Regions from separate parts of the Homo sapiens genome. Here region 1 is linked to region 2. A link is an interaction called in ENCODE POLR2A ChIA-PET data of the cell type or tissue named here. Cell type or tissue: endothelial cell of umbilical vein. All regions are shown on one strand. Links, peaks and the distances in the headings refer to the core of each region. The heading gives the core; the rest is flanking DNA. Region 1 overlaps C9orf43 (chromosome 9 open reading frame 43). Region 2 overlaps RGS3 (regulator of G protein signaling 3).

Region 1 (8,327 bases), core at 133-8,132, 53 kb before region 2:
AGTCATGTTCATAGAGCAGTGGCCTGTCCTCACTGAGTTGAGAAAGGCTTTATGGAAGAGATGATTTTTGCATTGAATCTTGAGTATGTGTGGGAGTTTTCCTGATATGGGAAAGAACTCTTGAGAGGGAATAGCCTGTGCAAAGGCATCTAGGAGGATCACAGCTGCTCAGGAAACACTGAGCAGTTGAGTGTGGTTGTGGGGTTGGGTATTTAAGGGAGAGTGGTCTATCACACCAAAGAGGTAGGCAGGGGCTTGTATGGACTGCTAAGTCTTTTGACCTTTATCATCCAGGCCAGTGGTGCTCCGCCTTGACTGTACACTAAGACCAATTGTGAAGCTTTTATTTATTTATTTATTTGAGACGGAGTTTCGCTCTTGTTGCCCAGGCTGGAGTGCCATGGTGTGATCTCGGCTCACCACAACCTCTGCCTTCTGGGTCCAGGTTCAAGCAATTCTCCTGCCTTAGCCTCCCCGGTAGCTGGGATTATAGGCATGCACCACCACGCCTGGCTAAGATTTTGTATTTTTAGTAGAAACGGGGTTTCTCCATGTTGGTCAGGCTGGTCTCGAACTCCCAACCTCAGGTGATCTGCCCGCCTCGGCCTCCCAAAATGTTGGGATTACAGGCGTGAGCCACTGCGCCCAGCCAAGAAGCTTTTAAAACTCTAATACTCAGACTGTGTCCCAGCTATTAAGTCAGAATTTCTGATGGTAGGAACTAGGCCTCAGTGTTTTTTGTTTGTTTGTTTTTTAAAGCTCTTCATTTCTCCCAGTGTACAGCTAAGGTGAGAACCAGTGCTGGTAGGGAGTCCATGGAAATGCTATAATTTAGCATAATACCTCTGGTGGCAGCTTGGAAGATGTTTGTTTAGGGAAAGGGAGATTGAGAAAAGAATGAATGAATCTACCTAGGGACTAGTTGGGGAAGCAGCTGATGCAAAAGAAACATAAAACTAGAGGTTTTTGTTTTTGCTTTGTTTATGGGTACATGAGGGATGGCGCAAGAAGATGAGTCACATTCTGGTAAGAGGAGTATTCATATGCTGTGAAAAAGTAGATTAGGGTTTCTTGGAGGAATCCTGGGTCTTTTAACACACACTTGAGCGTAATCTCTAATTCTGTAATAGATGAAGTTACAGTCCCAGGTGAGCAGAATCTCAAGTAGAACTCAGAAGGTCTAACTACCTTTTACCTGCCATCAAGGTCTTGTCTTTTCCTGGATGCAGAGTCACTTGTAGACTAGGGGTCACCTAGAAGCCCCCAAATAGGGTATGATATGGTAATAAGAGGAAGATTGAATGGACTCTTTGGTTACTAGGTTACAGAACTCTGCCAGGTCAGAACAGTGACATGAAGCAGCAGCAGCAGATGGAAAAAGGAACCACTTCGAAACAGGTGAGAGTGTACCAAGGCCTCTGCTAGGACCCAGTTTCAGTTATCTATTACTATGTAACAACCCCAAAGCTTAACCATAATGATTTGCTATTGCTAATGATTCTGTGGGTTGACTGGACAGTTGTTCTTCTCCTGCTTGAGGTCACTTAATGCAGCTGGGCTGAGGCTGTTGGCCAAGTTGCTGGTTTTCCTTCCTGAGGCCTCTGCATGTGGCTTATTTGGGCTTTTTGATAGCATAGTAGTCTCATGAAAGCAGTTTCATGAAAGCAGTTTCTTAAGGGATGGGCCTGGAACTAAAACAGTGTTACTTGTGCCACATTTTCTTGGCCAAAGAAGCCACAAGTCCATCCCAGAGAGTAAATAAGAGAAGAAATAGGCCCTATCTCCTGATGGGAGGAACAGCATGTGCATACCAGAATGGGAGGAATTGTTGGAAGCCATCTTTGGAGGCCGTCTGCCCTTAGTTGACTGCAGGGAATGGGAAGGAGTGGTTCTAGGTTCATTTGGACAGCATGGAGGGCAAAGAACGTGTGGTAAAAGCTTCTCTTCAGTCCCAAGAGGTGGGTCTCTGGCTCATCTTAGATGTTAATTTCTCCAAGAGAAGCATCTTTTAGAAAAATCCTTTTAGTTTCCTAAAGTCTTGATTCAAATTTCCTTATACCCCAATGAATTTCAGGATTCCACGGAGAGACCAAAGATGAACTACTATGACCATGCGGATTTCCACCACAGTGTAAAAAGTAAGTTACTAGAGTAGAGGAACCTTAGTAAGTGACTGAGGATAGGGAGAGTTGAACCTGTGTTGACCAGGATAGTTTACCTCCCTGAAGGCACAGTTCCTCTATCTCAGAGAAGTCCTAAAAACACCCCATTTTTCCTTTTCTGTCCTCCATTTGTTGTAGTTGAGAGGAGTTTACAGGTGCAATTAATGACTGCATCTTCTTTTAGGTCCTGAATTGTATGAAACAGAACCCACTAACAAGGACATTAGTGCTCCAGTGGACGCTGTGCCAGAAGCCCAGGCTGCCAGGCAAAAGAAGATCTCCTTTAACTTTTCAGAAATTATGGCTAGCACAGGCTGGAACTCTGAGCTCAAACTACTTAGGATTCTTCAGGACACTGATGATGAGGATGAGGAGGACCAGTCCTCTGGGGCAGAGTGAGAAGCCTCTGGAGGAATAGACTGAAGGCATCCCCTGGGGCAGCCGTGTTCCAAAGCGGGATGGCTGGTATCCTGAGGGCAGCAACGTTTCACATAAGGGCAAGAGGAGAGGGGCTTCTGCTCTCTGGAGCCTTTACCAGGGCCTGAGCTCTGAGCTTAGGGATTCCATTTTCTTTGTTCACCTCTACTTGCCTCTAAAATAAATGTAGGAGAAAAATCCCCAGCCTTTTTAAATTTAGATTATTTCCTTTCCATTAGGGTCAGAATAATTTTGGTGATTAAACACAACTGCTTTTCAATCAAAAGACTTATTTTCTGTTTCTAGGAGGAAGGGAAAGATGTTTCTTGGTATCTGTTTTCTGGGTCACTCTTATCTCTGAAGTTCTGAAAGGTTTCCAGTTGTAGGAGGCTGAATTTGGCTCATGGGAGCTGCCATGATGCTCCCTAGATTTTCCTCTCATTCCCTAGAAATGGTTTCTTTTGGAGATGGGATCTACATTGTTATCAAATAATGTTCATTGTGTCGCTGGTCTTAAGCTCCTAGGCTCAAGCAGTCCTCCCTCCTCAGCCTCCCAAAGTGCTGGGATTACAGGCATGAACCACTGTGCCCAGCCAAAAGCTCTAGTTTCTTTCTTTTTTTTTTTGAGATGGAGTTTTGTTCTTGTTGCCCAGGCTGGAGTGCAATGGCATGATCTCGGCTCACCGCAACCTCCGCCTCCTGGGTTCAAGCGATTCTCCTGCCTCAGCCTCCCGAGTAGCTGGGATTACAGGCATACGCCACCATGCCTGGCTAATTTTGTATTTTTAGTAGAGATGGGGGTTTCTCCATGTTGGTCAGGCTGGTCTCGAACTCCTGACCTCAGGTGAGCCACCCACTTCAGCCTCCCAAAGTGCCGTGATTGCAGGTGTGAGCCACCGCACCCGGCAAAAAGCTCTAGTTTCTAAGGAACTGAGTCTGCACAGGAAAGTTTCAGTGATGCTCATAAAGGCTCAGAATTTCAGAGTCTGAGAGAACTTCTAACTTGGTTTTGGAGGTTTTTTTTTTTTCATGTTTTAGTCCTTAAAAAGATATAATGTAAAAATTTCAAAATTACGTAAAAGGAAAGAGAATAATATAATGAAACTTTGATGTATTCAGTATCTTAGATCTGGGCAAGGAAGGCCCTTGGCCCCGTGCTTTAGAAAGTCCTCTGGTGTTCTGGCTGTGCTGCCCCTCACGGCAGAGAAATCTGCAGAGCCAAGTGGACGTACACCTAGCTGGAGTCTGTGACTCCCCTTTTAGACTTTGTTCCTGGTATTTGGAACCCTGGAATTCCCTGCCCAGTGGCCTCTTGCCTACTTCCATGGCTTCTGCAGGCCTCTTTTGTGGGTCCATCTCCCAAGAGTGGACTATCCCACCAGTGTGTGTGCTGCTGGGTTCAAGGGGGTAAGAGGAGGGTATTTGGAGAGGGATGTGCCCAGAGCTTGGACAGATAGACTGGGGTATCAGCATTTGTTGCCTTTCCCAGTAAGGATGGGATCATGGGGATGAGAAGTGAGGGCTGGTTCTTCTAGTGCTGCATGTTAGTGTGGAACCTCAAGGAATCTGTGGATTTTGAATGAACCTGGCTTTCTAGATCATGAAGGTATACTGGTCAAGGTAGCAAGTTAGAACATGTTTTATTTAACAATTTGTTAGCTTAATTTATAGTTTTTAAATGTTCAGACATGGTTAGTAGACCTGTTTTTGTACACTTATCCTGAGTCCTGCAAAACATTAGGACTGTCCAGAGCCATCATTTGGGACAAATTTTAAGGAGGAAGAATTTAACCCCACAATGTAGAGATCATTAATTTGCAGTCCCATTTTAAAGGTAAGGATAGCAAGGCTCAGAGAGGGGATTTGTCTTGACTGAGCTCATGAGCTGGGAAGTGGGGCTAAGCTGGAATCTGGGTCTCCTAGTGCTAGGTCAGAGCTCTTTTCATTATTCCAGTCTGCTGTTCTCTCACCTCATTCTCCAGAAACAATGGTAGGTTATTCATCATCATATTTAACCAGAGTCTGACTTCCTCTCCTTCCTGGTGTGCTGTCTGTCTTCCTCTGTAATTGATTAATGTGGGTCCCAGGGATGCTGGCTCCATGTTTTTTATAATCAGGAAAGTTGGAAACATATAAAAGTTAATGAGATCCCATGTGTCCATTACCTAAGAATTATCAATTTGTGACCAATCTTGTTTCATATACACACACCCCCATCCTGAACAAGGTTATCTGAAGCAAAGGTCATTTTTATCCATAAATATTTCAGCATACACTTCTAAAAGAAAAGTGTTAAAAATAACTACGAAAATTAATCATAGCTGCTTAATATCAAATATCCAGGCAAATTCAAATTTCCCTCTATTATTAATTTCTTTTCACAGTTGATACCTTCAAACTAGAATCCAAATAAGGCCCATAAATTGTATTTGGTTGATACACTCAAAAATTTCTTTCTTTCTTTTTTTTTTTTGACATAGGGTCTCACTCTGTTACCCAGGTTGGGGTGCAGTGGCACGATCACGGCTCACTGAAGCCTCGACCTCGTGGGCTAAGATGATCCTCCTGCCTCAAATTGTTGGGACCACAGCCATGCGCCACCATGCCTGGCTAATTTTTTTTTTTTTATTATTTGTAGAGATGGTGTCTTGCTATGTTGCCCAGGCTAGTCTCAAACTCCTGGGCTCCAGTAATCCTCCCATCTTGGCCTCCCAAAGTGCTGGGATTACAGGAGGGAGCCACCTGGCCCCTAAAATTCTTTAATCTATAGGTCCCACTTTCTCCTTTTTCATTTTTCTTTTCTTGCAATTTATTTGCTGAAGAAACTGGGTTGTTTGGTCTGTAGATTCCTACATTCTTGATTTTTCCAGTTGTATCCTCATGGTGTTGTTTAACACATTTCTTCATTCTCTTTATTTCCTGCAAACTGTTAGATCCAGAGGCTTGAGCTGCTTCATGGTATTTTTTTTTTTTTGCAAGAAAATTTCATAGATGGCATTATGTTCTTCCATCAGGAGGCCCTTAATGTCTGGGTGTCTCTTCTCTGGTCTTAGTGGCCAATAATGATCTTTGCCTGATTTTTGTATATTGATCGTGTATCCCGCAACATTACTTACCTTGTTACTTAGTTTTGGTAGTTTTTTAGTGGATTTCTTATTATTTTCTTTTTCTTTTTTGGAGTGTTTCGCCTTTATTGATAGTGTTGTTGGGGACAGAGGAAAGATTTCTTTTCTCACATGTTGCTAGGTTAATGACAGAGACATATATAGCAAAGGACAGATTAGCAAGAGAAAAGCACACACGTTTATTTAATATAAGTTTTACATGACATGGGAGCCTTCCTATGGAGGTGAAGACAAAAACACAGGGAAACCTGGGTATTTTTATGCTGTTTGATGGAGAGTAGACAGTTGTGGAGAAATATGATTGGAGGACAAAAGAGTATGATCTAATGGTAATAAACTGGGGGAACTTAGCAAGGCGTGTTTGTGTAGATTCTTCTTTGTGTCCCTTGTGTCTTCAGAGCTAAGGATATTCCTTCCCTTTAGGTATAGGGAGGGTCCCTCTCAAAATGAGAAACTTGTTTTGGGGAGAAGAGGGAATGATGAGAGTGACCTTCCTGGTTCTGCCATGTTTTCAAATGCCAAGGTGCCATATTTTGGGGTTGCATGTCCTGAACCCCATCATTGTCCTCTTCTAAATTCATCCCTAACATGTCAAGGTGACTTCAGGGTGGTCACATGGTCCTGAGGCTTCCCCTTCATGAGTGAAGTGTGTTTTTCTAATGTGATGCTCCTGCAGGCAAAGTGGGGAAAGATGCCTTCTGACATGCAGCCCAACTTGTTTTTGGCTTATCATTCCTTTCATCCAGCAGGAACTAAGATTGCACCTGCCCACTTGCTGGTTTATTATACTACAAAGGATACAGATGAAGAAATGTGTAGGTCGAGGTATGGGGGAAGGGGCTTCCATGATTTCCCTGGGCACGCCACCCTCCAGGAATCTCCATGTGTTCAGCTATCTGGAAGCTCTTCTTAGGATTTTCTATATACAAGATTATATCATCTGCAAATAGAGATGTTTTTGTTTCTTTCCTTTTAATCTTCATGCTTCTAATTTCTTTTTCTTGCTTAATTGTCCTGGCTAGAACCTCTAGTACAATGTTGAATAGAAATGAAGAGAGTAGACATCCTTGTTTTATTTTTGATCTTAGGGCAAAGCATTCAGTCTTTCACCATTAAGTATGATGTTCACTTTGAGTTTTTCATAGAAGCACTTTATTATACTGAGTTCCCTGTTTTCTTCTTTTCTTTTTTTTCTTTTCTTTCCTTCCTTCCTTCCTTCTTTCCTCCCTTCCTTCCTTCCTTCCTCTCTCTTTTAATCTCTCGGTTTCTTTCTTTTCTTTTCCTTCCTTCCTTCTTTTCTTTTCTTTTTTTGACAGACTGTGTTGCCTAGGCAGGAGTGCAGTGGCACCATCATGGCTCACTGCAATCTTGACCTCCCAGAGCTCAGGCCATCCTCCCAGCTCAGCCTCCTGAGTAGCTGGGACTACAGGTGTGTGCCACCATGCCTGGCTACTTTGTTGTATTTTTTGTAGAGATGGGGTCTCACTTTGTTGCCCAGGCTGGTCTTGAACTCCTGGGCTCAAGTGCTCCTATTGCCTTGGCCTCCCAAAGTGTTGGGATTACAAGCGTGAGCCACCATGCTTGGCACTACCTTTTTCCTTTTTCTTTTTTTTTTTTTGTTTTTGAGACAGGGTCTCACTCTGTTGCCCAGGCTGCAGTGCAGTGGCACAATTATAGCTCATTGCTTGCAACCTCGACCTCCTGGGCTGAGGTGATCCTCCCACCTCAGCTGGGACCACAAGTGCACCACCATGCCTGGTTAATTTTTTTGTTTTTATTTTTAGTAGAGACAAGGTCTTGCGATGTTGCCAAAGTCCTGCGATGTTGCCAAAGTCCTGGGCTGAAGTGTTCCTCCTGTCTCAGCCTCCCAGACTGGTGGGATTATAGGTGTGAGCCACGGTATACCCAATCTTGAGTTCCCTTTTATGCCTAGTTTGTTGAGTGCGTGTGTGTGTTTTGTTTGTTTGTTTGTTTGTAATCATGAAAAGGCATAGGATTTTGTAAATGCTTTTTCTGCATCTATTGTGATATTGTGATGATCATGTATTTTTGGTTTTTCTTTTCTTTTTTTTTTGAGACGGAGTATTGCTCTGTCACCCAGGCTGGAGTGCAATGGTGCGATCTTGGCTCACTGCAACCTCCGCCTCCTGGGTTCAAGTGATCCTCCTGCGTCAGCCTCCCAAGCAGCTGGGACTACAGGCACGTGCCACTACGCCCAGCTAATTTTTGTATTTTTAGTAGAGATGGGGTTTCACCAGGTTGACCAAGATGGTCTTGATCTCTTGACTTCATGATCCACCCACCTTGGCCTCCCAAAGTGCTGGGATTACAGGCGTGAGCCACCGTGCCCGGCTGGTTTTTCTTCTATTGATATGGTATATTACATTAATTGAATTTTGGATGTTAAGCCAATCTGTGTTCCTGGGATAAATCCTACTTGATCATGTTGTCTAGTTATTTTTATATGTTGTTAGATTCAATTTGCTAGGATATTTTTGCATCCATATCGTAAGAGAAATTGGTCTGTAGTCTTCTTGTGATGTCTTTAGTTTTGGTATGAGGGCCTCATAGAAGGAGTTGAGAAGTATTTTTTTCTCTTAGTTTTTTGGAGGAGTTTGTGAGG
Region 2 (8,327 bases), core at 210-8,209:
ACGCGGTCAGGAGTTCAAGACCGGCCTGGCCAACATACTGAAACCCCGTCTCTACCAAAAATACAAAAAAATTAGCCGGGTGTGGTGGCAGATGCCTATAATCCCAGCTACTTGGGAGGCTGGGGTAGGAGAATTGCTAGAACCCAGGAGGTGGAGGTTGCAGTGAGCCAAGATCATGCCATTGCACTCCAGCCCAGGCGACAGTACGAGACTCCGTCTCAAAAAAAAAAAAAAAAAAAAGAAAACCATACATTCCAAAAATAGCGATTGAGCATTAGCTCTGTGCTAGGGGCTGGGAACACCAAGGAGAAGCACCCACCCCTGTCTAGATGGTGTTGATGGGATGCCAGGGAAGACTTGGCGGAGGGGGTGATGCCCACACGGTATCCTGAAGGAGGAATGGGCCTGAGCCAGGCAAAGAGGAGCAGGGAGGGTGTGGCTAGCACTTCATGCACAGGGCTAGCAAGTGCAAAGGCCTGGGGGTCAGAGAGAGCAGGATGCATTTGAAGAGCTGTCTAGCATGGCTGGAGCACAGCACAGGAAGAGTTCATACTCCACCTGTTTGTCTGTCCATGTGTCCATCCTTCCATCCGGCACATGAATAGTTACATGAGTTGCTGTCATGGCCCCCACTGCCAGGACTCTTCTGTTTAGCCCAGAAGGCCCTGTCTATCTCTCCAGCCTCCCTGGCTCTTGCCGCTGACGGTACCCTCCACCTCCAGCTCTATCCAGTTACATGCACTCCCTTGAATACATCTTGCTTGCTCCTGCCTCTGTGCCTTTGCACCTGCTGTTCACTGTGCCTGGAATAACCTTTCTTTTGTTTTGAACCCCTTTTGAAAAATAACTCTCCACCTGCTCTGATTTTGCAAGAAATATGCCTGCCTTCATCATCATTAAGACTCAGGAAGGAAGGGTCATTTTGCCTTATTATTTCCCCCTCCAGGAATCATCCCCCTGACCCACCTGTCTGGGCTGGGTTTATTGCTTTCTCCTTTGTGTCTTTGTCACAGCCCTGACTATACTGTGCCACCTGTGTCTGGCCTCTCTGCCAGACTGAGAATGCAATGAGGACAGGGACTGGGTGTGGTTCATTGTCACTGCTGGCCAGAGAGACCCAGGAGGTCACCAGACCTGGGTCCTGCCCTCAAGAACCACGCCCTCGAGGGAAATGATGCACACAGGAACAGTAACCAGGATACTGGGCAGAGTAGACTAGTAGGCGCCTGGGTCCTCTGGTCATGGCCATGGGGGGCCCAACGTGAAGTTCCCAAGGAGCAGCAGAGGGGTGTTCTCTGCCTGCCAGGGCCTGACTCCAGCTGTGCAAACAGTTTTTGCAAAATGCATCTTGGCCTCCACCACTCCATTTGTCCTGCACAGTTTGCTTTGGCTTCACCCCAGTCTCAGGCCCTTCATCCCTTCCCACCGGTCCCCACTCCTTCCATTGGTTTCCCAGGCCTTGCACCTCAGACTACTGGGAGCACTGTCTGAGCCAAACCCTAGGGCTCAATGAAAACCAGACGTAAGGCTGGGTGCATTGGCTCACGCCTGTAATCCCAGCACTTTGGGAGGCTGAGGCGGGCCAATCACCTGAGGTCGGGAGTTCGAGACCAGCCTGACTAACATGGAGAAACCTTCTCTCCACGAAAAATACAAAATTAGCCGGGTGTGGTGGCACAAGCCTGTAATCCCCGCTACTTGGCAGGCTGAGGCAGGAGAATCACTTGAACCCGGGAGGTGGAGGTTGCAGTGAGCCGAGATCGTGCCATTGCACTCCAGCCTAGGCAACAAGTGCGAAACTCCATCTCAAAAAAAAAAAAAACAAAAAAAACAAGAAACAAACAAACAAAAAAATCCAGACGTAAAAGAAAATAGAACTGAGGCTCAGGTTCTATCAGGTCTATTGTCTTCTTTCTATAGACCTCAGGCAAATGGTGCTGCCTACTCTTGTGACCACACCTGCACCCACCCCACACCTCTCCCCTTGCCTTTATTTATTATTATTTTTCTTTAGCAAACATTTTTTGAGCAATTACTTATTTGCCAGGCACTCCTCTGAGCACTTCAGGCACATTACCTCATTTAATTGGAACAACTACCATGTGAAGTGCATGTTATTATCACTAAACCATTAAAAATGGCAAATTCTGTCCCATGCAAAGCAACTCACTCTAGCTTATATGGTGAGTAAGCGGTGCAGCTGGGATTCATGCCTGGGTCCGTCCACCCCTGAGGCCCCAGCTTGTGACTCCTGTGCTGTGCTGTCCGCCAGCCACAGCACGGCTCACGGCACACCGTGAGTGCCACGGCATGGCTCATGGCACATGGTGAGTGGCCCCTTCATTCCTAGAAGGCAGTCTTGTGTGGTAGAGCACTGAGCCGGGAGTCAAGAGACATGGGTTCCAAATCCAGCGGTCATTCCCATTGTTCTGTGATTGTGGGCAAGTTTCTTACTATCTTGGGTTCCCCTCGAAGCCTCATTTTCCCCATTACATGAAGGGTTAGATTCTATAAACTGTAGTTCTCTTCCAGCTGTAAGATTCAGGGAATTGAATGTACCTCGTAATGCATTGGTGAGGGTGCTGCCAGAGAGTGGAAGATGGTGGGAATGGCCTAGACCAGAGCAGGTTCATAGCCAATGGTGGTTATGCAGATTAAGGGCCTAGTAGCAGGGGCCATAGCCCTGCTACTCACAGATACGCTTTTCTTTTCAGGTCTCTTTATTCGTGTGGATGGATATGTCTATGTGTGTCTCTCTTTCTCGCTGTGTGTGTGTGTATGTTTCCATTCATCCACCCCAATGTCTGAATTCTCTTTTAGTTATAGAAGGTAAAGGCCTGATCAGCAAACAGCCTGGCACCTGTGATCCGTATGTGAAGGTATGTGGTGGGGCCGGAGATGGAGAGTGGGATATTGAGGGGCCATGTTACTGGGCTCAGTCCCAAGGTCCCAGCACACCTGTGGGGCTGGTGACCTTTGAGGAGGCAGTTGCCATCTCACTCATCTTCTCAATAGGCATTTATTGGGCCCAGTGCTGGGACAAACCCATTCCCTTAGCTCGGCTGGGTCCCTGGGGCTTCCTGCAACAGCCAAAATCTTAAGGGCGATCTTGGTCATCTATATAGGTGGGCAGTGAGTATGTGGATGGCTGAAATCCACAGGTAATCCCAAGACCTCTTGTGAAAAGCACCGTTTTCACCCACTTTCCCCCCAAACTAGGGGCAGGATGGCCAGATTTGGGCAGTAGAGTGGAGGGAGTGTCTCTGAGGGCTGGAAGATCCTTCTGGGTTGGGCTTTTGCTGTAAAGACAGGGTCCTTATAGGGGTGGGGCTCTACTTTCAGTGAGAGCCAAAGGCCAGGAGCTTCCTAAAGTGTGGCAGCTGGGGTTCCAGGTGCTGGCCCTCAGCATTCTTCCTGAAGCCTTCAGGCTGATCAGAAGCCCCTGCTGGCAAGGAATTTATCAGGAGCAGGGCTAGAACAGCCCTGGGTTGAGAACATGGATTTGGGGCCTTGGCAGAGGCTGACCTGGAGCCTTCGTGAAGGGAGCACTCAGCAGCTGCTGGGACCTTAGAAGAGAGGAGTCCTTTCGCTTCTGGGGAAACCACTCTGCTTGGGGGAAGAGCAGAGATGATAAAGTTGTACCCCAGCTCTGGCTGGGCCGTGGCTGCCTTTTTGGTACCACCCACCATGAGGCCCTGTCCTGGCATCTGCCTCCAATGTCTCTTGCCCTGGGCTCCTTGTTCCCTTGCAGCATCTGACAGGGGACTCTATTCTGTCCTCTGCAGAGGCTGACTTGAAGGACCCTGGGAAGCCTTTAACTTGGAGATGTGCAGAGTCAGCTGCTGGGCTTAGGTGGGCCATGAGATCCGCTAATCATGCTTCCTTTTTTCCAATTCAAGATTTCTTTGATCCCTGAAGATAGTAGACTACGCCACCAGAAGACGCAGACCGTTCCAGACTGCAGAGACCCGGCTTTCCACGAGCACTTCTTCTTGTAAGAGTCTGGTGCAGCTGGGCCCTAGAAAGGAGAGGGAAGGAGTGTTTATCTGGAAACAGCTCTGTTTGCCAAATCTAGAACTAGATCTATGCAAAAAAAAAAAAAAAAAAAAAACCAAAACAAAAAAAACCAGTGCCTTCTAAAGGATGTCTTTGTTTTCTCACTCACTTGTGTCCTTGCATCCCTGGCACCAGGCCCAGCAGCGAGGTCCACAGTGATAAGGTATCACTTGGCTAGCTCTCATAACTAAAATGCCCAGCCTGGGGCTGGCAGCCCATAAAAAGTGTAGGCAATTTCCCACTGTGCCTTGGGCCAAGCTTTCTCCTTTAGCCGAAGGAATTTTCCAAGCTGAAGGATGTTTTGCCTCCCTGCCCCCCTTTTTACTTCAACTTTCTAACCTCTCTGAGCCTTGGCTTCCTTATTTGTAAAATGGGGCTAATAATAGTAGCAACCTCAGAGAGCTGTGGGGTATAAATGGGACAGTATAACATAACACAGGGTACCAGCTATTATTGTTATTATTTCTTTCCCCAATCTCTGAACTCTGGGGCCAATGGGAAGGTAATGTACATTTTGTATTTTCCTATTAGTGAAAATTAATATTTTGGTTTTTCTCTTACTACATAAAGTAGTTTTGGTTATGATAGGAAAATAGAAAATATAGATGAGTAAAAAGAAGAAAATAGAAAACACCTATAGCCCTCCTACTCACAGATACGCCCTACTGTATTTCTTTTCAGACCTTTTAAGGTCCTTTTCAGACCTTTTCAGACCTTTTAATGTGTATGTTTGCGTGTGGGTGTGTATGTTTGCATGTGTGTGTGTATATGTCTGTGTGTGTATGTTTACAAAAATGGAATTTTTTTTTTTGAGATGGAGTCTTGCTCTGTCACCCAGGCTGGAGTGCAGTGGCACAATCTCGGCTCACTGTAAGCTCCGCCTCCTGGGTTCACGCCATTCTCCTGCCTCAGCCTCTGGAGTAGCTGGGACTACAGGCGCCTGCCGCCATGCCTGGCTAATTTTTTTTGTATTTTTAGTAGAGACGGGGTTTCACCGTGTTAGCCAGGATGGTCTCGATCTCCTGACCTCATGATCCGCCCACCTCTGTCTCCCAAAGTGCTGGGATTACAGGCATGAGCCACTGTGCCCGGCCCGAAAATGGAATTATTTTATAATAGCATGTTGTAACCTCCTTTTTGTCCTTAACAACATAATATAAACTGTTTTATGCATGGAGGTAGTCATCTCTTACTTTATTTGTAATATAGTTTATTTAACCAGCTGTTGACGTTACTTCCACATTTTTGGAATTATGACTGACTCTATGAGTCAGCTATGGCCTGGAGCTCAGCCCTTACTAACACTCCGATGGTCTGATTGATTTCGCAGTCCTGTCCAAGAGGAGGATGATCAGAAGCGTCTCTTGGTTACTGTGTGGAACAGGGCCAGCCAGTCCAGGTGAGGAGAGCTGCTGAGCTGGAGGGGGACTCTGCTCTGGGCTAGTGGGTGACAGCCAGGTGGCCAGCATACACCAGGGGTTCGATTAGTGCTTTCTGGATAAATGAGTGATAGTGGCAATACTAAATTGCAGAGGCTGCCCCTCCTTGAGTCTCCATCATTCCAGGTGTTACCAAGGACTGTGTTATCAATGAGCATTTGCTGAGCACTCGGTATCAAACAAGGCACTGTGCTGGTCACTGGGGAAGCCGACCAGCCTACACATGGAAATTTATTCTCAAGGTGTCCACTGTTCACGTGGGGACACCAGGCACTGCATGGAGAGAAATTACAATAACAACATGTACGTGCTCAGTTCTACAGGACTCTAAGCACCTTGAAAAACAGGACTATTTCTTTTTTAGTCATCACAGTACCTAGTGCCTGGCATATAGATGTTTATTAGATATTGGCTGCATGAAGAAAAGAATGACATGAGTAATAAAGGCCATCAGTATGGGAAGAGGGAGAGTTCACTGTGGTCTGAGATGATCAAGGAAGGCTTCATGGAAAAAGTGGAATTTTGAACTTGGGCACAGATGAAGAATAAGACAACTAAAGAAGAAGGTTGGAAATGGCATTCCAGGCAGGGCAAAGCATGAGCAAAGGCAAGGAGGCAGAAATACTCACTGTAAGCTAAGGCTGCCATGATGAGGCCAGGTAAGGGAGTATAGAAGTTTTGTGTAGGAGAATCCAAACAGGCTGATCTTGCAGGCAGTGCAGGACACAGGAGGGCTGAAGTGGCCATTAGTGACGGCAGTTAGAGCGGAGCAGGGGAGGAGTGCCGGGCAGGTGAGCATGAGAATTGGCTGTTGAGTGACAGCAATGCACTGCCATGGCCCACTGTTAGCGGCAGTGGCTCATTTGGCTGGTGCAGCCTAAGGAATCTGGGATACCCCATGGTCAGTATCATTTGCGGAGCAATCACATCACTGAATGGTGACTGAAAAGGGGCTTCCGTGAATGAAAATCAGCTCAAGTCACCAGCTGAGACCTGGAAAACATTTTTGGGTTCAATGCTCTTTAGTACTCTAAATGTTATTAGCTAATATGTTTTTTAAAATCGGGGTGTATTTAACATACAAAACGAAGGATTTCTCTTTTAATAAAGTATCCACTTTTCATCCTAGGGTAGTATAGTACAATAAACCTCATTCATTCATTCATCCAGCTGCCATTTCCTGGGTATCACTGTGGCAACAACATGCTGGGGATGCATGCATAGGGTCAAAGACTTTCCTATCGGATCACCGATAGAGACTTGGAGCTGAGAGTGAGGAGGGGGACGTCATGTTAATAACAATAGCAATTGCTGACTGGGTGCTGACCTGGAGCCAGGGGTTAACAGTGCATTGTCTCATTTAATTCTTTTTTTTTTTTTTTTTTTTTTGAGACGGAGTCTCGCTCTGTCGCCCAGGCCGGACTGCGGACTGCAGTGGCGCAATCTCGGCTCACTGCAAGCTCCGCTTCCCGGGTTCACGCCATTCTCCTGCCTCAGCCTCCCGAGTAGCTGGGACTACAGGCGCCCGCCACCGCGCCCGGCTAATTTTTTGTATTTTTAGTAGAGACGGGGTTTCACCTTGTTAGCCAGGATGGTCTCGATCTCCTGACCTCATGATCCACCCGCCTCGGCCTCCCAAAGTGCTGGGATTACAGGCGTGAGCCACCGCGCCCGGCCTGTCTCATTTAATTCTTACAACAGCTCTAAGAAGAGTGTGGTTTTGTCCTAAGTTTTCAGAAGAGGAAACTAAAGTTTAGAGAGGTTAGGAATTTGCCTAAGGTCATACAGCCAGTTAACAATAGAGCCGGGATGGAATCCAGGTGGTTGGACCCCAGGGTCTTTCCTCTCAACACTGTACTGACTCATGGGTGGACAGGTGAAAGGACAGAAGAAAGAGCCAGTAAAGTAGAGAGGGAAGGGCAGGGCAAGAGTGGAGTGAGGAGGGATCTGCAAACTCATTGACGTTGCTGGAAGGTTAAGTACAAAGTAGGGACTGGCTAAAGATTAGCTGAAGAGGTTGGTATAAGCCAAGTCAGATGATTCTGTAGATTCTCTTTGGAGTATGGGGTTTCTCCTAAGGGCCGGTGGTTCTCGATCCTGGATATACATCAGAATTCCTTGGGATGCTTGTCAGGAACCTAGATTCTTAGGTGCCGCGTCAGATTAATTACATCCAACTCTTCATGGGCAGGGCTGAGAAATCTGCATTTAAACATGTTTGCAGGGTGAACCTCCTGCAGTCACTTTGGTGTTTGGGAATGTCTGGCCATTGGGAGATACTGAAGTGTGTCAAGCCAGGGAATGATGGATGCACATTCTAGATCTATCACTTTGGTAGGTCTTTGGAAGGTTGAGGTGAGAGAGAGGCTTTGGGGCTAGGGAGGGGAAAACAGACTCAGGCCATATTTAGGAGATTAAATCAGTAGTGCTTAGTGGTGATTTGGCTGTGAGAGCAGTGTGAGAAGTCAAGGGTAACTCCTGGGCGGCTGGTGGTGTCTCCACCTAAGACAGAGTTACTGGAGGTGGAGGTGAGTCAGCTTGGGATACGGTGAGATGCAGGTGCTTGGAGGGGAGCCAGGTCAGAGCTGTGAAGTAGGGCTCACCTTTGCCTACCTGGAACTTGGAAGACAGAGATATGGGAGCCATGAGCAGGAAGGCAGTGGGTGAAATTCTGAGCAAGTGAGATTGTCAAGGAAGGTCATCGAATGCTAAGGACCAAGGGTCCGCTCCCTGTCTTTGAAGGGACAGGCCAATGAAGGGAAGGTCCTGAAGGAGACAGCAGAGTGTCAGAGAGGCATATGGACGCCCAGAAAGCCCTTTGGGTGGAGGCAG

The links. Peaks named below come from ENCODE experiments on the same cell type or tissue, not always from the same donor. Only the 100,000 strongest peaks of a DNase experiment are listed, where the experiment ranks them.
Region 1: POLR2A ChIA-PET joins it to region 2 with 6 read pairs; 3 of 35 experiments call an interaction of 5 or more read pairs at or near these places.

What each region holds. Positions count from the first base shown.
Region 1 is chr9:113,426,826-113,435,152 of GRCh38, forward strand. C9orf43 (chromosome 9 open reading frame 43) reads left to right here. Exons shown (of 14, transcript NM_001278629.2): 12 at 1,322-1,398; 13 at 2,075-2,138; 14 at 2,347-2,865. The coding sequence ends at 2,561. Among named protein-coding and RNA genes, the nearest start is that of C9orf43, 20 kb to the left of the region's middle. In endothelial cell of umbilical vein, for the core only: no CTCF peak of the experiment used is centred there; a DNase peak (open chromatin) is centred at 4,566; H3K27ac peaks cover 623 bases.
Region 2 is chr9:113,480,239-113,488,565 of GRCh38, forward strand. RGS3 (regulator of G protein signaling 3) reads left to right here. Exons shown (of 23, transcript NM_001394167.1): 3 at 2,821-2,879; 4 at 3,900-3,994; 5 at 5,387-5,455. Among named protein-coding and RNA genes, the nearest start is that of RGS3, 21 kb to the left of the region's middle. In endothelial cell of umbilical vein, for the core only: no CTCF peak of the experiment used is centred there; DNase peaks (open chromatin) are centred at 4,263 and 5,313; H3K27ac peaks cover 1,451 bases.